2 separate regions of the Homo sapiens genome follow, and region 1 is linked to region 2. Evidence: read pairs that join two places in POLR2A ChIA-PET (ENCODE). Cell type or tissue: GM12878. All regions are shown on one strand. Links, peaks and the distances in the headings refer to the core of each region. The heading gives the core; the rest is flanking DNA.

The links. ChIA-PET counts read pairs that join two places held together with the same protein. Peaks named below come from ENCODE experiments on the same cell type or tissue, not always from the same donor. Only the 100,000 strongest peaks of a DNase experiment are listed, where the experiment ranks them.
Region 1: POLR2A ChIA-PET joins it to region 2 with 5 read pairs; 2 of 35 experiments call an interaction of 5 or more read pairs at or near these places.

What each region holds. Positions count from the first base shown.
Region 1 is chr18:63,287,719-63,290,530 of GRCh38, reverse strand. The region is part of intron 2 of BCL2 (BCL2 apoptosis regulator); the gene reads left to right. Among named protein-coding and RNA genes, the nearest start is that of BCL2, 31 kb to the left of the region's middle. In GM12878, for the core only: no CTCF peak of the experiment used is centred there; no DNase peak of the experiment used is centred there; H3K27ac peaks cover 188 bases.
Region 2 is chr18:63,179,730-63,182,541 of GRCh38, reverse strand. All of the region lies in intron 2 of BCL2 (BCL2 apoptosis regulator), which reads left to right. Among named protein-coding and RNA genes, the nearest start is that of BCL2, 140 kb to the left of the region's middle. RefSeq lists an enhancer at 489-538. In GM12878, for the core only: no CTCF peak of the experiment used is centred there; a DNase peak (open chromatin) is centred at 1,331; H3K4me3 peaks cover 1,669 bases; H3K27ac peaks cover 2,500 bases.

The DNA.
Region 1 (2,812 bases), core at 160-2,659, 110 kb before region 2:
AAACCAGTTTTAGGAATGAATTCTCTTTTGCTGTGAAAAACATGTTCTAAGGGAACAAACCTCGCCTCATTTCCATTTTTACATTGAGCAAATGGTTGGGAAGTTCCTTTAATACTGTCTGTCTTGACTCATTGTCTCACTTTTTTTTTCCTGATTCTCTTGTGCGGGACCTTTTTCATCCCCACAGCTTCCGTATCGTCTGTATGCAGCTGATTCTCAAATGGGTATTTCTGCAAATTCCAGTTCTGCTTATATACTATTTCCTGATGACCCTTTCTATCTGGACTTCCTGTTGGCAGTTCAAATTAAACACATAATCAAAATATTTAATCCAAGACTAAACTCATCGTCATCCCTCCAAAACCTTCCTTGGACTCAACAGTTTCTCTTCCTGCTCTCATCACTATTCCGATCACCCAGGCTCAAAACCTAGGGTGCATTCTTCCAGCTTCTGCTCAGGTTTTTGAGCCCAGCATCCTTCACTGCCCTCCATTCCTCCCTCACTGGTCTTGCTGCCACCACCTTCTTAACTCTTCCCTAGGGGAATTCATTCACCTGCTCCAGTTTCTCCGCACTCCAGTTTATCTTATACTTTGTGATGATTTAATTAAAATTCTTCCCTGATTGTTTTTCTTCTTGAGGTGGAGTCTCGCTCTGTCACCCAGCTGGAGTACAGTGGGACCATCTTGGCTCACTGCAACCTCCGCCTCCCAGGCTCAAGTGATTCTCCTGCCTCAGCCTTTCAAGTAGCTAGGATTACAGGCATGCACCACCATGCCTGGCTAATTTTTGTATTTTTAGTAGAGGCGGGGTTTCACCATGTTGGCCAGGCTGGTCTTGAACTCCTGACCTCAAGTGATCCACCTGCCTTGGCCTCCTCGAGGGCTGGGGTTATAGGCATGAGCCACCCTTTTTTTTATTTTAAGGCTCCTCTTTTCCTAGGTAAGTCTTCATTTTCCTTTATCCAGCTGTTCAAATTCCTCTCTCCATCTTTCACTGCAACCTATGTGACATTTTCTTCATCATTCCCTGCTACTCCTTAGCAAGATTGCTATGCTCTGAACCCGCCCTGCCTTCTCTGTTCTGGGGATCTTTTTCCTGCTGTTTTTACATCCCAGAGTATTCTGTTCCCATCAGAATTCTCCATCCCTTAAGGCCCAGATCTGATCTCACCTTCAGGATGACAGTATCCCTGTTGGGAGTGACCCCGCTGATTTCTAAATCTTTACCACCTTTTCAGCCTTTTTCTTTTTTTTTGTGCCATTTTTCCAGGCCTTGTCACATGCTCTTTGATATTACTTTGATATACAAATGTTTGCTATACTTTTCCTTCTTCCTCTTCCAGGTTATAAACATGTTGAGGCCCGGGGCTGTTTTCTAAGTTGTTATTTTAGGCTTGTGTATATCCACCACCATGCCTTAAAAAAAGGCCTCACATTAGTAAGAGCTCAGTAACATTTGCTGAATGGATGAATGAAGTATGGTGGCTTTGCTATCTCTTACTTTACTTGTTCACTTCTCTCCTAGCTTCATTCATTCATTCATTCAACAATTACATATTGAGAGCCTATTATGTGCCAGGCACTGTGCTACGCATGTAGGTTTATCAGCAAGCAAAACAAGATCCCTGCCTAAATGTGCCAGCATTCTAGATTCTTCCTTAGACTCACCATCTTTGCATTCACTTTACTCAGCTCTTAAAGAAACAGTAGACAGTTATTGTAAATACTATTAGCTTTATATTTATGTTGTTCTTCTGTGATTAAACTTTGCTGCCAAGAACATTATGCTTTCTTGGTAGTTTGCAACTTGAGTTTCTGATTCTTAAAATTGGTTGCATATCCCAATGGCTGTGATGGTGTTGAAAACTCTACTTCTTTTCTCCCCTTGACTGCTGAACCAAATCATTTTCCAAGTTGCTCTGAAATATGGACAAAAGACTCCTTGATTTCAGCCCTATGTGCAGCATGGAAACTTTCACTAGGCTGTGCCTACTGACTAATAGCAAGTCAATGCCCATCTTCCCTTGGTTGCTTGCTAAATATTCTAAAACGAAAACAAAACAGCAGTGAATTATAGCCTAGCATCAGTAAGAATGGAAAACAACTGCTTTTCAAAGCTTGATTTGTATTGTTTTTAATAAGGAAGGAAAAGCTTTGTTATATAAACACATGAAAATATGGTAGTGTTCGTGGCAAGTATGTTAATGGATAATGTGCCTAAAATCTTTGCTGGGTCAGTGTCATTCCCTCTTTGTGATGCTGAAGGAAAGTCACAAAACAAAAACAACTCAGAAGAAGCTAATGTGTCATCTTCATGTAGGGATCTGTATTCAAAGTTCTTTTTCATTGTAGCTGTAATGAAACAGTATTTGTGGAAAGATATTGCACTCAATGCCAAAACCCAACAATTTTGTTTTCAAATTCCTAAAAACTAAAAAAAGAAATCTTGGTGACATAAATGTTCCAAAATCAAAATGTCCAAAATGAACTCATCAACTTCCTCCTCTCGCCTGCTCATCTATGTCTGTTCTGTCTGCTTAATGATATCACTGTCCACCCAGACAGAGCCCCAAACTCTTAAATCATTTTCAACTTGGTTTTCTCATCTGTGAGATAGAGCTTTCCTGGATCATCTCTTAAGATTCTTTCCAGCCCTGAAAGTCTGCATATCTGAGTTCTTCACTCATACTCCCCACATATCTGAATCCTGCTTCTAAAAGTCTCTCTTCCCTAGATCTCTGGTTTTTAGGTTTTTAAAATTATTTTATTATTTTTTTATCCTGCTGCTGCTGCTGCTCTAATTCAACCTC
Region 2 (2,812 bases), core at 110-2,609:
CTCAAGGGAGCAGCATATGTTTTTCCACAGTCCCTTCTCTGCAGAGGCCAGCCAAGGACGCATTTTGTCCATCAGGTGTTAGGATCCTCGCTCCATGCGGTCAGCTGGTGGTAGCTCTGTGTTTTCTCAGTACAGATGTGGCTGGACTGGCACTGGGACCACCTGATCCTTCTTCACAGGGCTCTGTTTCAAACCGTGGGCTGGTGGCCAGACCCTCTTCAGCCTGAGCATGTCCAGGTGAATCTCCTGATTGTGCAGGCTGTGGCTGACAGCTCTGGATAGGGAACAGCTTCCAACCTTGGCTGTCCACTAGAATCAGCCTGGAGTATTTAAAAGTTCTGGTGTCCAAGCCACACCCCAAATCAATTCTGCCACACTCCCTAAGGATAAGACCCAGTGCTCTCCAAGTGATTTCACTGTGTTTGCAAGATTGAGACTAACTACTCTCTGGGAAAAGAGAAAGGAGGAAAGAGGAAGGCAGAGCAAGATAAGGGGAGAAGATTGGAACCAGGGAGAAGGAAGAAATCAAGGGCTGGCCAGAGGTGGTGAAGTAAGGAGGTGCCCCCCAGCAGGTGCCTGGAGATCCCCAGCAAAAGGACGATGTGCCTGCCCCATCTCTGACCCTGCACTTGGACGTGAGGAACCAAGAGAGGCTCAGAAGAGGAGGCAGGGCTCCTTCTGTGGAACCTGCATGCATCTGCCCTTCCCATCAGACAGACTGCTTCCTAGCCGTGGATTTCCAGATCCAGAGTTCACTGGAATGTCTCTTAGCTTCTGTTTCTTCATCCACAAAACAGAGACGTCAAATCGTACTTGCAGGTTGTCATGTGGATTTGATAGGATGATGGTGAAGTTGGACACATGTCTGACATTCTGCAAGGGAAGCTTAATGATGATAGACCTTAGAAGAAGTCCACAACTCTATTTCAAGTTAACCCTCCCCATAACTTCGTTCTCTCTGCTGTGCTGAAAGGCAGTGGTTCTGAAATGTTGTTTTAGGAGAGCTAAAAAGAAACACAGAGGTCCGGGCTCACTGACGGGTCCAGGCATCTGCATTTTTCCCAAGCGCCCTGGGTGATTCTGACGGCCAGTGCTTGGGATCCTCTCTACAGGTGAAGGTCCCAATCGCAAAGCTAAGAGAGAGAGATTCTGTGTTGCTCACAGAGCTTTACTGCCTTCCAGGGCTTGTTTTGCACCTCCTAGTTGCTCTTTCTAATGATTTCAGTGACTGTCCCACCTCAACATAGGAAAGAGGGGTATGCGAGGCGTGCCAGGGCCAGCAGCCACACAGGGGTAATTTTGGCTAGGTTCCACCTTTCATTTACAAGTCAAACTGAGATGAACTCTAAAACTGGCATCCTCCAAATTAGTAACCTGCAGCCAAACAAGGAGAAAACGCTTTTTCATTTCTGGTGGCAGAGGTAAAAATGACTGGTCTGTCTTGCATGTTGCACTTGCTTGTCCTGAAAGCTTTACATTTGGGGCCTCCGTCGTGAGCCATGAGAGTGCATGGTGAAACAAAGCATCTTCTCCACATTAATATTTGTTTTTAAAGGCATGAAAAGCCCCTTGGATCACAATGAATCAAAGCGTCTGTACACTGACACGTTTCCACTGGGCATTGTGGGAATGTTGGTCTGTGGGAGCCCACAGGACCCTTGGTGGATTTACTGCTTATTGTTTTTGCTGTAACTATAATAGGAAAAGGGATGTGTCTGCCCATAGGAGCAGCTACCGTAGGAGCCCTGAGAGGCCCGGGAGCTGGAGGGCTAAGGGACCTTGATGATGGAGAGCCCCATCACTAGTAGTTTGAGAGCCCCATCACTAGTAGGGGGTCTAGGAGCATTGGCTGGAGACCCCCTATCCTACAATGCAGCTTCAGTTCCCCCTGCTTCTCCGAGGCAGAGTTCTCACCAAGGGCAGTACTCAGCTGGCTGGCAGCGAAGCATTCACGTTGCCGTGGTCAGCCTGGGAAAGTGGAAAACGCCATGGAGATTAAGCCTGGGGTGGGATGGGCGGTCTGGGGTGGGGTGGGCGGACAGCTTCTGCCTCCACCTTCTCTCTCCAGGGGAAGCAGTGCTGCTCAGCAGCCCCCATAGAGCCGGGGAATCGGAGCAAGCCGTTTGTTTTCCGTTTCACAAAGGAGGAGAAGGGATTCCTGCTGCAGTTTTTGCTGAAGAGCAAGACTTCCTAGCAACACCCAGAGCTTCTGCTTTAGCAAAGGATTTTAATATCTCCCTTCCCTGCTCTTCCCCATTTGGCTAGGGAGCTGGTGTCTGATTCAGAAAAGCAACTTGGCTATAGGACATCAGTGTTCCTATGGCTAAAACACATTTTCCATAAGCCGTCAGGGGTTAATAAAATATCAGCTAGGCATGTGTAGTGGGTTTGGAAGGGAGAAGAAGGGAGGAAAATGAAAGGGAAGAAGGAATGATGCCGAAAGGTAAGGGTTTCCTAATCAGGTGAAGCATAGTGCTTAATTGATAGATTGCGTAGATGGCCATGTGCTTTTGTAACTTGGGGCTCTGAGGTCTTTCATGAAAGGGATAGCTATAAGACATTCATCACAATACTGCAGAAGTCTCATTGAGTGAGAAAAGAGAAAGCTAAATGAATGATCAATCAGAGAATAAGGACACTTACAACAGCAATGAAATCGAGCATCTGTTGAGCTACTGTGTGCTATGCTGCATTCTAAACACTATAATACCTGGCAACTCATTTCATCGTCATAAGAACTCTCACCGGCGAGTTAGGTACTATTATCATCCCCACCGTAGGAATGAGGATGAGAGGGCTTGATCGGAATCTC